Regions from separate parts of the Mus musculus genome. Here regions 2 and 3 are each linked to region 1. The links are chromatin loops, found by intact Hi-C in ENCODE. Cell type or tissue: left cerebral cortex. All regions are shown on one strand.

What was found. Hi-C counts contacts between places; a loop is a spot of excess contacts. Peaks named below come from ENCODE experiments on the same cell type or tissue, not always from the same donor. Only the 100,000 strongest peaks of a DNase experiment are listed, where the experiment ranks them.
Region 2: a loop joins it to region 1, with 7 times the contacts of the local background. A loop is called at or near these places in 8 of 42 quality-filtered maps.
Region 3: a loop joins it to region 1, with 7 times the contacts of the local background. A loop is called at or near these places in 10 of 42 quality-filtered maps.

The regions. Positions count from the first base shown.
Region 1 is chr1:157,550,127-157,555,126 of GRCm38, reverse strand. It overlaps Sec16b (SEC16 homolog B (S. cerevisiae)), which reads right to left. Exons shown (of 26, transcript NM_001159986.1): 13 at 4,003-4,120; 14 at 2,083-2,194; 15 at 275-380. Among named protein-coding and RNA genes, the nearest start is that of Sec16b, 26 kb to the right of the region's middle. In left cerebral cortex, a CTCF peak has its summit at 1,897 (motif pointing left); DNase peaks (open chromatin) are centred at 555, 714, 1,323 and 1,865; H3K4me3 peaks cover 194 bases; H3K27ac peaks cover 1,093 bases.
Region 2 is chr1:159,132,820-159,137,819 of GRCm38, reverse strand. It overlaps 4930562F17Rik (a long non-coding RNA gene), which reads right to left and starts at 3,539. Exons shown (of 4, transcript XR_865669.1): 1 at 3,323-3,539; 2 at 2,316-2,493. In left cerebral cortex, a CTCF peak has its summit at 2,292 (motif pointing right); a DNase peak (open chromatin) is centred at 2,314; H3K4me3 peaks cover 295 bases.
Region 3 is chr1:158,951,307-158,956,306 of GRCm38, reverse strand. The region is part of intron 2 of Pappa2 (pappalysin 2); the gene reads left to right. Among named protein-coding and RNA genes, the nearest start is that of Pappa2, 4.4 kb to the left of the region's middle. In left cerebral cortex, a CTCF peak has its summit at 2,566 (motif pointing right); DNase peaks (open chromatin) are centred at 1,317 and 2,573.

The DNA.
Region 1 (5,000 bases):
GGGGCAGAACTGCAGCAAGATTTCCGCATGTATGCCTCCAGCAAAGACTTCTGAACCGTTTGCTTTCATGCTGTAAAATTCTGACCTTCCGGGAACATAAAAAGAAACCCTAAGCCTTCCCGCACTCCCGTTAAAGAGGACAAATGCAGGAGATGACTTGGCCGGTGGTACCAGGTGCCAAACAGCAAGGCTAAGAACCTGGCTGCCCACAACCTAGACACAGCATCGCTGATGGCCGCCCCGCCCCGCCCCGCCCCCCTCGGGGTTCAGTTACCTGGAAAGAAGGGATGAAGGATTTGGGGCGGCCCAGCATCTGGCAGTACTCGAAGATTTCCGTCCGCTGGATAGCCTCAATTGTTGCAAATTTCATAAACTCTTGACTAAAAGCAGGGAATAACAAGAACAGAGGTGAGGCGGAGATGCTGCTCTCAGGCAGGTCTATAAGAGGAAAGAGCCTGTGGGCTCAAGATAGACTGCACTTCCTCCTTGACCTCCATCTCTTTAGGTTTGGGCAATAAGTGAGAGTGCCAGCACTTCTAGAAGAGCCTGCTTGTGAGGAGGAGGCTCTGCACCTCCCTTAACATCCCCCTTCAACACCTCCCACTTCAACCTCCTAAAAACTAGTCCTCAGCCCTCAGCCCTCAGCCCTCAGCCCTCAGTCCTCAGCCCTCAGCCCTCAGCCCTCAGCCCTCAGCCCTCAGCCTGGCATGCCCCAGGAAAGACAGAGCAGCCTGAGCTTGCCAAGTGCAAAAGAGGAAGCCGTGGAGTCCAGGAGCACCACAGATGGCCTGGCACAGACTGGGGAGGACAATGGAGCCAGAAAGAAATGACAGATCTTGCACAGGAAGTTCATCCGGCCAGTGAGGAAAGAAAACAGGTGAATGTGATACACACACACATACACACACACACACACACACACACACTTGCCGTCTCCCCTCTACAGCTTGCCAGGTGCCCTATATTCCAGTCATCAGAATAATTCCAGAAGCTAACATATCTCAAGAAACTCCCCCAGGAGTCATGAACATGGGCTATAGGAAGCGAGGTACCTTTATGGGCTTGCTTAGCCCAGACAGACTGCCTTGAGAAGATGACTCTTCTATCTGAGCCCAGGCTCAAGAGAAGAATCTGTGAGGAGCACCGATTGCTATGGTGGTAGAGGATTAGGAATATCAGCTACAACTTTTGCTCCTGCAACCTTACTGTCTAGACTCCAAGTCCATCCTGATGGTGCACCCGAGAGGCTACCTTAGACAAGGCTTTCAATCCCTCAATACCTTGCTTCCCCGGTGCAGTTACCTTTTTATAAAGTAAATCTGTAACAAAGCAAACATTGCAAAGACACTGATAGCTCTGCATCTCAGAAATGTCTTCTTTCTCTCTCTTGAGACAGGTTCGTAGCCCTGGCTGGCTGGCTAGCCTAGAACTCATTGCACCACCCTGGCTAGCATTGGCCTTGCTACAATCCCCCTGTCTATACCTCTTGACTGCTAGAATTCTAGGAGCGCAATACCATGACTGCTCAGAAATCACAACTATTAAGGAGAAAGAGGTAGAAAGATCCAGAACAGTGAGGACCACCCAGGGTAAGATTATCTGCTTCAACTCACTCTTTCTCCAGGGCTTTGGGGTCCTTGGGGGGGGGGGGGAAACACCCTGATATGTGGCTACCAGAAAACAAGTGACTGATGCAGAAGGTTCCAAAGAGCTTGTGCTCCAAATTAATATATTGAAGTAGTATGGAGGCCCCAAAAAGTAGGCTCCTAGAATAAGCCCAGGGCTGCCCAAAATATACTATTGTAAACTTCATTTTTCTATGTTATCTCTGGTTGTGGAGCTAGGCTGCCACCCAGTGGCCAGAAGAGTTCAACACACACCAAGAGCACTAACAGCACCAAAGGCCCTCTGGTGGTGTGATGTGGCACCCTCTGGTCACCTTGCCTAGACTAATGCAGAAGATAGAGAGGAAGAGCGGGCAGTAGCGGAAATTTACACAAGAAAATGAGTAGTGAAGCCATGAAACCCAGTAAGGGCTAAAATAACCCGTGCAAATCATCTTTACAAAAGTCACATACGTACCTGTGGCTACTGCCCACCAAGGCCAGATGATCTGTCTTCACCGTATAGTGACCAAAGGGCACATGAGCCATGAGATAGCAGAAGTGAGATGCCTCCACAAGCCCTTTTCCAGCTGCAGGAGGAGAACAAGAGCCCAGGCGTGAGGCACACCCTGTGGGACCCAGTGTCTGAGTAGAACAGAGAGTTAAATAGTGGACCCCAGGGTCAGAGCGGAAACCTGATATGAATAAACCAGGGGAGTTCTTGTGACATCTCCCTTTCCTTCCCTCCTGCATCAGTGTTTCTGACCTCAGATCCTGCATTTCAGTTCTCATCAGCCACAACCAGGATGCTGTGTGCTGTTTCACGTCCCCCTGATGAGTTTTTCATTGGGAATTTTCTAAAAGTCATGGTCATTCCTGGGGCTGAGAATCGAGACAAGATGCCTATACCTAAGTAAAGTAGGACATCAGAAACGGATTTTAAACATCCTTGTGGGGTGTGGCTGCTTCCTTGTGGGGTGTGGCTGCTTGTGGGGTGTGGCTGCTTCCTTGTGGGGTGTGGCTGCTTCCTTGTGGGGTGTGGCTGCTTCCTTGTGGGGTGTGGCTGCTTCCTTGTGGGGTGTGGCTGCTTGTGGGGTGTGGCTGCTTCCTTGTGGGGTGTGGCTGCTTCCTTGTGGGGTGTGGCTGCTTCCTTGTGGGGTGTGGCTGCTTCCTTGTGGGGTGTGGCTGCTTCCTTGTGGGGTGTGGCTGCTTGTGGGGTGTGGCTGCTTCCTCTACTGAAGTTGGATGATTGAAGACTTTTCCTGTGCTCATAAAAAATCACATCAATTACCAAGTTGTTCCTGACTTTTAAATGTTCTCCAAACATTTTCTACTACTTTAAACTCGAATTAAGTGGGTGTGACAGTCAATCTTCATTGTCAACTTGAATAGACTATCTTAGGAAATACCTCTGGGTGTGACCTTCAGGGTGCTTCCAGAAAGGTTTAACTGAATCGGGAGGACTCATTTGGAGTGTGGGAGGCACTATCCTCTGGGCTAGGATCTAGGAGTGAAGAGAAAGAGAGGGAAGGAGCCCATCACCCATCTCTGCTTCCTGGCCGTGAACACCAGGCCTCTAGTCACATCTCAACCGTCTGCCGTGACAGACTGTGTTTCCTAGAACTGTGAGCCAGAGAAACCCCCTTGCTTAAGTTGGTTTGGTCGGCCATTTTGCCACAGCAGTGAGAAAATGGCTAACAGCGGGTGAAGTACAGAGTCTGGTGCCCAATAGACATGGGTCCCCTTTCAAGCAGACAGCTGGGTCACAACCTTACAGAGGGCTGCTTCAAATTCAGAAGAGCAGTTGTTCACAGCGTTCCACAAAGAACACCATGGTTTCTAAAAGTTAGACCAAATTTGTGAAGTAGAGATCTGGATATCCTGTAGACATTCCACACTTGTAAGGCCCTGTTCTCAGACAGATAATAGAAATAAAGACAGAAAGCTACCAAGGTGGTTTAGGCAAAAGCAGCATTTCCCATCTGAAGTCCCCGAGGCAAGAGGAAGTGGCACGCCCCTGTGTTAGCTCAAGGTAAAGGCACCTCACCTGTAAGTAGAAAGTGAAGAGGAGGCTATATAGCAATGGAAACACAACGCTCCCAGTGGGAATTCTGGGAAACAGATATGGAAAAACAAACAAACACACAAACATAGCAAAAGCAGATGAAGGTACCTTTCCCTGGGGTTTCTTAACCAGGAGGCTAACAGCGGCAAGATTACAGTTATAAAGTAACAACTAAATAGTTTTATGGTTGGGGTTGGGGTGGGGGTCACCACAGCATGAGGAACTGTATCAAAGGTGCTAGCATTAGGAAAGTTGAGAAACACTAGGAAACACTAAACTAATGTCAGACATGGAAAGTTGCCCCAGGGAAGGCGTAAGCCAATTTCTGCTTACCCAGGGTATCCCCCATGCTGACAATCGCTCGCTGGTACAACTCTGTATCTCCAGCCTGATTTGACAGGATCACAGCCAAGTGGGGCCGCCAGTCTCCCCACTGTTTGTCTCCACAAACCTGAAAAATAATAACGAATTACAGAATCATTTACCACAAACCAGGGTGTAGTTAAGAAGGCTGCTGTTTATTCGTAGGTATGGAGTTCAAGGAATGTCTGCTATGCTATTGATGCTATTATTCAGTGTGTGTGATGCTAATACTCATTGATTCGGAGTTCCATCTGCCTGAAGCAGCAGGTGTGTGGCACAGAACAAGTTGGCGGCCCACACCTGTAAACCTAGCACTCGGGAGGCTAAGAGGGCATCACGAGTTTGAGGCCTGTCTGGACCAGAATGAGACCCTGTCTCAAAATACAAATAAAAAGAGCCAGGTGCTGGTGGCACCGCACGCCTTTAATCCCAGCCCTTGGGAGGCAGAGGCAGGCGGATTTCTGAGTTCAAGGCCAGCCTGGTCTACAGAGTGAGTTCCAGGACAGCCAGAGCTACACAGAGAAACCCTGTCTTGAAAAAGCCAAAAAATAAAAAAATAATAAATAATAAAGAGAGGGAAAATAATATATACATACACACGCACACACACACAGAATCACCCACACACCCACACATACAGAGACACAAAAATACATACACATATATACACTCGCACACAGACACACATAGAAACATAGAAACAGATACACAGGCATATATACATACAGACACATACACACAGAGACACAAAAACATACATACAGACATACAAACACACATATAAAAAAACACAGACATACACACATATACCCTTACACACATAAACACATACATACACACAGACAGACACACAGAGAGGGACACACACACACAGATACACATACACAGATACAAACACATACCCACACATACAGAAACATAGACACAAAAGCTCACAAACACATACAAGCCCATACACATGTATATCA
Region 2 (5,000 bases), 1.6 Mb before region 1:
ATGCTGTCCCTTGGACACGATACAGATGTAGCATACAGGGACTCACAGCAGTTATGAGTATTTACACGAGACATGAATACAAATCAATCCAAGTAGAAATTTCAGTATGGATAGTGGAGGGATCTCCTGAGCCCCACCTCAATCTGTGGAGCTATTGGCAGTTAATGGCTGCTTGAGGGGGAGAGAGTCACTTTTCTTTAGGAATGTGGCCAGTAGTAACTCCCCCACACCCTAGTGAATGACCCAGTGCACATGTGCTTAGGTACTGGACTCAGCAGGTTAAACCAAAAACAAACAAACAGATAACTATAAAAAAGAGGACAAAAAGTTGTCAGGAAGATGCGCTAGATGTTCCTGGAGGGAGTTACAAGAGGAGAGCAAGGAATAGATATAGAAATAGAATTATCTAGATACACTGTATATATGAATGGAAATTCAAAATAATTAATAAAAATTAAACTATGGGTGAGAAGTGGGACTCTATACGGTCTCTAAACCAAAACATGTATTAATTTCAATTGAATAATGTCATATAGGCTAACCAGAAGGGTACCACATTGAGTGATCAAAGTGAATACTCACATCTGTTATCAGTTATGCCTTTGTAAGTATATTTTGGATGCTGTATGGACAGAAATGGGAGGGAGAAGGAACAGGATTAAGGGACGACTAGAAGAATATGCTAGAGATGTGATGGCTTAAGTACCAGCAACCATCATGGAAATAGAAGGGGGTGATAAGAATTGTGACATTGGCAAATGGAATTAGTAGGGTATGGTGATGGAGTTAGAGAATAAAACAGAAAAGGCCAAGGACTGTTTGTTGATTTTTGCATGAGCATCTGGGTGGATTATGGAGCTACTTGCTAAAAATGAGAAGCCAGAAGAAAGAGTAAACTGTGAGTGAGAAGTTGAACTATAGTGTGCTGTTAAGATCTATGTGAGTCATAAGTGGAGGCTCACAGTCAGCTATTGGATGGAACACAGGGCCCCCAATGGAGGAGCTAGAGAAAGTGCCCAAGGAGCTAAAGGGGTCTGCAACCCTATAGGTGGAACAATATGAACTAATCAGTACCCCCGGAGCTTGTGTCTCTAGCTGCATATGTATCAGAAGATGGCCTAGTCAGCCATCACTGGAAAGAGAGGCCCATTAGTCTTGCAAACTTTATATGCCTCAGTACAGGGGAACGCCAGGGCCAAGAAGTGGGAGCTTGGGGCGGGGGGAGGGTTTGGGGGACTTATGGGATAGCATTGGAAATGTAAATGAAAAAAATAACTAATTAATACAAAAATAAAAAAAAGATCTATGTGAGTCTTATTCTTTGGAGGATGCTCTAACAAAATACTTTCAGGTTGGTAATTTGTAAACATCATAGATTTCCTTCTCAAAGCTTTTAAGGTGGGCAGGAGGGAACAAAACTCCAGAAGGTGATGATGGTGGTGTAGAGTATTTTGTCTAAGGAAGAGTAATGAGTTTGTTTTATGAAAAGGCGATCAATATATAGGATATATAGTATAGGATGAAGTAGAGCAGATGGATGACAGAAAGCCCACATGCTCAAGTGGGCATTACTTCATAGAATCGCGGCAATGACACCAAGATGAGCAGCTTTAGGTCACCAGGGTGAGAGACATTGAAGGGTACCAGGCAGGCTCTGGATGCTCCAAGATCTGCTTGTTCATGTCACCTTTGGGTCTTGTAGATTCCGGATCATGGCTATCAGACATCCTTGAGTCAAAACTGAGAAATGGCTTTGTGAACAAAAGTCTCTGAAAGGTGGTTTTGGGAAAGAGATCAAAAGCAAAGAGCTGTAATAGTCAACATGGACACGGGGTCATAGATGAAGGTCAAAGGCGGCTATCTGCACAAAACTTATTGTTATAGATTTAAGAGTGTAATATGAACAGGCTACCAGAAATATAATGCCACACGATTTAGTATAATATTTATATAAAATAAAGAACTTTGTTCTTAGGTCTTAGATATGTGTGTGACTGGCAAAACACTGTAGAATATCTTGCTTGTATTTGTTTTACTAAATAGCAGATGTTTTCATTTGATCCCAAATCTGCCATTGTTTTCTTATTTTAAGTAAAAATGGTTCAGGAAGGTAATTAGACTGAATTAACTCATGAGTTAATAGTAGCACAAAGCTTTGAACTCGGGCTTTATATGTTGGAGCCCAGCGGGCCATTTTGCTACCAAGGGAGATCAGTGAAATAGGTTCCATCTGGAAGGATATGGGCATTGAGTCTAGTTTGAGATGGAGCTGTCAGCGCACAATGCAGACATCGGCCACCAGAGGGTGCTCTTACCTCAAGAGAAGTTTGATAATCCTTTTTTCCGCAGGAGAAGATGTAGCTGATGGATTTCTTTCCTGCCTCTCCTTCGAGGCAGCTGTGTCAAGAGCTGGGCTGTCTTAGACCAAAGTCTGCAAAGCGCGATGACGACATAGCTGCTTCAGGCTCTAAGAACTGCGTCAGAGAAGCATATCTGAAATAATCACAGATTATACTGGATGGCGAGAGAAAGAAACAAGTCCAAACAGCTCAGAAAACAGGTCTTTCGGTATCTGGAAGCGGAAGAAGGGTTTCCTGTGATTCTAATGAAAGCTGCCTTTTGATTCTGAGCTGATTTGTCAGCGCTGCTCTGAATGAAATTATATATATAATTTTGCCTTAATAGATTATAGATTTTTCTTTGTTATTTTTTGAATAATTTGTTTTTTGCCGAACATGTGCATTTAGTGTTACTCTCCCATTTATTTTGTGCCTTGTTTCCTGGTTTTCTTCTATTACTAGAGTTATTCCAGCAAAGGACAGGAACTCATTCATCTTGTGATTAAGCATCTCATGGCGGCCAGTATTTAGAGACAATACCAATTCATAAGAGAATTTTATAAAAGTTTTCTAAAATGAAGAGTTTCTGGGGGCAGGGAGCTGGAGGCGTATAGACAAGTGATCACCAGCATATTAGTGACATTAAAATTTACAATACTTGCACAGATCTTCTAGGGATGCTGTAAATCCAAGGAAAGCTCGAGTCAGAGCCCTGCATTTGCAGCATGCAGATGCCTGTGTTCCTAGGAGCACACCTTCACTAAAGCAAAATTTTAGGCCTTAAGCCAAGGGGCTAGACTTCTTTTAAAAAGCAAGTTTATTAATTGTTTGAGAATGTTATAAATTATATTGTGATCATATTTGCCCTTTCCCAATTTCTGACATATTCCCCCTTACCCACATCCACTCAATTTTGAATTCTCTCTCTCTCCCCTCCCCTTCCCCCTCTCCTCCCTCTCCTTCTTGCTCTCACTCCTTCTCACCTGTTCTCTCTCTTCACCCTGCTATTGGTCCTCCTCCTCTCTCCTCCTCCTTTTTCGTATGAAGTTTGCGTTGCCCAAGTACTCTGGGGAGTGGGCCCTGCCCTGGAATCAACCTACAAGGATCACATCTTTAAGAAAAGCCGATTCTTTCTTCCTTTAGCAGTTAGAAAATACCAACGGCTTTTCAGATCCCAGTGGGATTGTCTATCTATCACTCTTGCTCCATGGTGGGGTTTTTCCTCTATCTTTAGTTTACACACATCTTGTGCATGATGTCATAATTGCTGTGGATTCATATATGCAACTGCCCCATGTATCTAGAAAACATAGTTTTTGTGAAGTCATACTTCACCTCTGGCTCTTACAGTCTTTCTGCCCTCTTGTCTGTGAAGTCCCTGGAGTCTTGAAGGGAATGGATGGGATATGTACATTCCATTCAGGACTGAGTACTCCATAATCTCTTATTCTCTGCATATGGACCAGTTGAGGATCTCTGTGTTAGCTGTCATCTACTAGAAGCAGCAGCTTATGGGTTGAAAGATGCACTGTATTGCAGCAACAGCATTAAGCACTACCAGTCACTTTAACGCTATGTCCATTTATCAGAATAATAGCATTAGGTTATCCTTTGTGTGTGTATATAACTTCATGTTCTTGGCTCTGTTAACAATGCATCTGTTTCTATCTCAGACAGTAGGCCATAGATCACATGTGAGAGTGGTTGGTTACTCACATAATGTTTGCGCCACTATTGCAGTAGTGGGCATGTCCTGTTAGGCCCATCATGTTGTAGTTTGCCAACTTTACAGTTGGGTTAGAATGGTGATTATTATTTTTCCCATCTAATAGTATGAATGTCATCTTCCAGCACTATGGAAGCTAGCTTTTAGGGGTGAAGCTTCTAAGTGAATACTAGCTTGATTGTCTGTGAGTCCAGTGTGTGGTGTCTTCAGAAATAGGGTCTTACCCTGAAGTTCTGTAGGAAATGAAATGTATTGGCAACAGCCTATAATGGTTTGAGGATTAAGGAATCCCATTGACCATCAATATGCAAAGAGTCAACCCATTCCTTAATACTGAGGTTTTTATTTAAGAATATGTTCTGTCTGGTTGGGGATTGTGGAGCATCCAAGATCCTGGATGATAAAGAAGTTGTATGGAGACCAGAACTTTCTACCTGGAGTTTTGCAGAGATATTTTCTCACAAACAATCTTGCATTTGGCCTCCACCTTATAGTTAACCCTGGAAAACCCCTTTCAGGATCATTTGTTGTTCTTCAGGAAATGTGATTTATCCCAGAAATTTTGAAAAAAAAAATCCCCCTTGCTCCTGGTTTTGTTTGTTTATTTGTTTGTTTTTCTCCTATCTTTACAGCCACTTTCCAGATACCACAGAAAACAGAAACATCTAGGGCCTAAATAACTGAGATGCCTCTCTACTTACCTCTGGTGCTCCAGGCATAGCCTTCCTTTTGGAGTGTCCTCTTTCCAGCCAGTGTTTATTGTCTTCATGCTATAGCAGGACTCAGTCTGGACAGATGAACCTTAACAAAAAGAACTCCAGATTGCACTTAGGATAAAAACCTGTTGTTAATGTGAAGGTAGAGGTCTGTGACAATCTTCCAGGTGGACAGTAGTTCTAGGTCTTATTCCTGTTTTGTAAAAGTCAGGAGACATT
Region 3 (5,000 bases), 1.4 Mb before region 1:
CTACACGAGGCTTCATTATCAATAGCGATTTCTCAGAGTTCTATACATTGTGCTTGTACTTTAGGAGACCTCCGTTAAGATCTTTTCCCTTTTTAAAGGGAACAGACTTGCACTCGTTGTCAAGGGGGGGGGGGTCACACTGCTTCTCATAGTCTAGCATGGCACCTCTGAAAAGCAGACGGCAGACCAAGGATGGTAGCAGTGAATAATGCCCAACTGGGTCCAAACAGCAAGGGAACAGGCTGCCACCGGAAACTAGGAAGACAGGTAGCACCCGTTCTATACCCTCGATCCCCTTTTCTTGACCTCAACAAATCTGCTGGAAAAGGTGGACACTTGCAGACCAGGATTCTGGCTTCTAGCTCTGGCTGTTGTTAGAAAGACCTAAATAGGAGAGCATGTTTAACACAGAGAACTCTATAAGGTTAATCAGAGGCATTTATTTGGGCTTGTTACCTGTGTTTATTTTGATTAACAGAGACACCTAGAATGACAAAAAGAAGAGCTACGTTTGGAGCCCTTGCTTTTCTTTTCCTATCTGGAGAGGTTGATGTCAGGCAAGGGTGAGGAAAGGATATTTCACCCCATGGGGTCTCCTTATTCATTTAGACACCCCACCAAAAAAGGAGTGGGGACAAATATACAGAAGAATGTCACAAGGAGACCAAGTTACTTTACGCATTAACTAAAAAACAATCAGAAAAAATAATGGTACCAATCTGGATTATCCACACACCCTTTCCTGTTTGTCAGTTCCATTACATTGTTGGAGAAACTGAGGCAATGAGCGACATGTCAGAGACTGGCTTGGGGGTGGGGAGAACAAAGTAGGTGTTCGTGAATCATTTGATATCTCCTCAACAAACAAACAAAAACCAAACCAACCAACCAACTAACCAACCAACCAGCCAACCAACCAATCACCCCTCCCCCCAAACCCAACACAAACCAAAACGACAACAAAATCCATTCAGGTTTCTGAGTGCCTCCAAATAAGTTGCAGACTAGGCAAAGAAATCTGGAGGGAAGGAGCCTCTTCCAGTGGGGTGTCGCTGGAACATCCTTGTGGACACTGTGTCTCCCCCTCTTTGGCTGTGATTTCTCGTTTGGAATCTGGGATTCCCAGACACTGAGCACTCTCCAGTCATGTGGCTTTGCTTTATTTTAGTTTTGGGTGGGAGAGGGCGTGAGAGAAGGGGCCAGGCTGTAAGCTAGATGGGGGCAGAGAAAGAGGAGAAGGAAACCCTTATTCTGGGGCCAAAATGGAAGAAATAATGAGATGATTATCTGATCGGAGTTGGCAGCTTCACAGTTTCCCCCAGATGACATCTCCGTGCTGCCTAGTCTGGCTTCCTAGTGCCCATCTGCTAGGGAGCCTGCGAGCTCTCAGTCTCGCTTGAGACCCACACAGATCTGCCTATGCTTCCTCCTGCAGTAGCAACATAGAGACCTGGGAACCGTTTCCTGGCTAGGCAGCCTAAGAGGACAATCCAACAGGAATGTATGTGGGAGATTATTGCTTGGGGTTATTAAAGTCCAATCCTGGAATACAGGAACATAGCACCTGACCTCGGTCATTTACCTCTCCAGTCCTCTGTCTCACCTCCCCATTGCAGTCTCCTATTCTTTGCTTCACCTCTGGCAACCTCATCCTCAGAGCTACATACCTCCCTGCCTTGCCTGTCACCAGCCACTGTCTCCATACTGCCACAGCACACATTCAGATCTTCCAGTGCCCATCAGAACCCTCCTCTCCTCTCGGAGCATGTAAAATTGGGCAGGAAATCATTTTTAGCAATTTACCTTCTAAGGTTTCTTTCCCTCAAATGCAAGTGGCTCCTGCAGTGTTCTGGGACTTCCCTTTTAGGTCTGCTTCTAAGAGGTGGAAAGCAGATGACGACCAAGCCTCTTCACACCCCCTGTTCTATCCTCTATCTTTCTTCAGACTTGCACTCAGCCCAAATTATCAAGGGAGGTTAAAAGCCCACAGGGGGCAGGGCCTCAATTTGTTGGGCTCAGCAAGTGGACTGTTTAGGATTGAGCATCCATGTCTACCCATTGTCTCTGCTGCTGGTATTTCCCTGGTGAAGAGCCTGGCTAAGGATCATGAGGTTACCAAAATCAAGCCGCCAGTAATAAGAGCCTCTACTTCGAGTGACTTGACTCTCTTTGCACAACTTTACAGTGCTCAACAATCCATCTTCCTTTCTTCTGCTGGCACGGCCTCTCAAGATGGTGTACATCAGTTCCTAGTATGGTGGGACTTGAGTTACACAGAGTAACAAGGTGGAGTCAAGTTGCTGGGAGTAACACACAAACCTGTAGCTGCACTTCTGTTGCCCCTCTGAGGGTGGGCCAAGACTTGGATCTCACTCTGCCAATAGATTTCAAACCTCAGGTTCCGCCTACTTAACTCGAATCAGCTTCCAAGTCCTCTACCTGCCATGCTTGGGGTAGTTTTTCCTCAGCAGAGACCTCAAACAATTTAGTCAATACCAGTCCTAGCAGAAGCCCCTACCCACAGCTATGGGACCTTAGGGAATAGTTTTAACACTGGACACTAGGTGGCAGTGTTGTCCCATGCACATGAGACAAGGGACGCCACAAAGTTGGGAATGTCTCTAGTTTCCTTGAGGGCTGTCCTGTCCCAGCCTCTGGGCTGTAATTTAATCACCTTCTCCCAAAATGTGTTGGTAGGCATCCCTCAGGGTCCACTTCATATGTCTTTTTCCTTTTTTGAAAGGCCTGTCTGGATAGCTAAAGCTGCTTGCTTTTTTTTTTTTTTTTTTTTTTTTTTTTTTTTTTTTTTTTTTTGAGTTGTGACTAACTTGTAGCTCTAGCAAGCATTGAAGAAAACAAAATCAGCTAGAATTACCCTCTCCCTGCACTCTAAGTTCCCGAATTCTTCTGAAACAAGTCAGACTCCAGAATGAGTTGCAAGAATGCTTTTTTATTGAGGATTGAGGGCAATGCAGGGTACACAAGCTTCAGGTGTGTGTGTGTGGTGGTGGTGGTGGGGTGGTTGGGGGGACTCTTCTGGTCATCCTCTGGGCTTTCTGAAAGGTAGAACACACTTTAAGTTGCCTGTTTCCCCAGAGTTGGAGCAGACTGGTGGCAACAGAGAGGAATGCTCCCTGGTGGGGTTCTTCACAAAGGTAGCCAGTCAAAGGTCTGACACTTTGAGGCTATGTGGCAAGCTAGGAGTAGCTTGAGGTCAGGATCCCATTAGGTTGGGTCATTAGAATTTAGTGTTTCAATAAGCCAACTTCTGTCCTGTTCTGGTGTGGACACTTTAAGGTCCAGTGCATAACCCTGAAAGCATTTGAGCCTTTTCTACCACTTCAACTTCCGTTCCTCCCCGTCAACCCCGGCATATACAAAAGAGGACATTTTAACAGGTTCCTCTGCACCCGTAATTGATTTCAAATGTTCCCTGAAGTCGCCCAGCTGAGTAACCACCTGCTCTGCAGGACACTGAGTCCTTAAATCCACGGTAAGCTGGAACCCAAGCCCAGAATTCTTCATCCAACAAATATTTATTGAGTGCCTTGCCATGCAAAGTGTGGCAAGTCATTGAGGGGAACACAAAGATGTCTGAGAAACTGTCCTTGACATGAAGGTGAGTTTGAGTCGGTCCTCTGAGTGTTCAAGCTTTACATGTCCCAGTGTAGAGTCTGGGGGAGGGGACCAGGACAGACAGACATGAACTCAAATCTTTCTCTCACACGTACTGAGACAACTGTCTCTGGCAATCTAGTCAGCTTTCTTTTTTCTGAGTTATGTTTATATCAAACCAAAAATTAAATGGAAAATATATATATGTGTATATATATACACATATATATACACACATACACACACACTCACACACACACATATGATTACATTACATATGAATGTATATGATTCTATTTGAAATAAAGTAGGAAAAAAAATCCCAAACAAAAGACAAATAAGGAGAGGTCCTATAGAGTAGTGTACCTAAAGTGCCCATCACAAAATTGGCCCTTGAGTCTTATTTACTTACCAGTGACATGAAAGGTATTTATCAGGAGATATTCAAACTAAATTAATTTCTAATTTAAATCTAACTTTTCCTTAGCAGAGATATTAACTTCAAATTCTTAGGACTTTACTCTGATGATTTATAAAATGGGAATGGCTATAAGTAGCTATTTATATTTCACAATATGGTCTCAAGATAAAAACTGTAGTCAAAAAAGCCCAAAGGGTCCATTTAGTGCATTAAACCGTTTCATCTGTTCTTTTTATTTGAGCGGCACTATTCCAAATCAGTTGGGCAATGGCGCTAAAACTTCTATGTTATTTTTCTAAGCTGTAAGCCCTGTTGAATATCTCTTGAAATTTGTGCTTACTTAATAGAAAAATGTACACTGTTACCTAGATTTTCCTGATAGCCCAAGTCTGCTGCCATCAGGGCATTGTTCAGAGTCTATTGCTAGCTTTTCTGTGTGAGTGACATCTATGGAATGAGGCTTCAGGGTGAAGAGCTCTGACCACAGGGAACACAGAGTTGTGCAGAACACACAATGGCATAGATGTAAAGAGACCTCGGTGTGGCCGCCTTGATCTCACAGACCTAGCCAGGCAAAGAGCTGCATCAGTATCGTTCCCTAGAGGCGGGGCTCCCTGTCCTGCTCTTTGGCTGCTTCCCTATACCCAGTGATGGTCAAATCAGAGTGTTTGTCCTTATCAGACCCTGAGGAATCACCCTGTTCCTCTCCACATCCCCCTCCTGGATCAGGACTCAAATATTCAGTGATGCTATAGTGACCCAGCTGGCGCAGAGCTGTTGGTATGAGGGCCCATGGTTGTCTCCTGGGGGTGGCCCTGCTGTTTCAGGCGAGAGGGAGATGCATGGATTGTTTGTGTGAAGGAAACACATACCTTATGCTTGTAATTTAGCTTCTTTGCATTGGAGTTTTCACTTTGAGGCTTGGTGGCTCAACACAGAAGCGATGTGAATGTTAGCTGGTCTG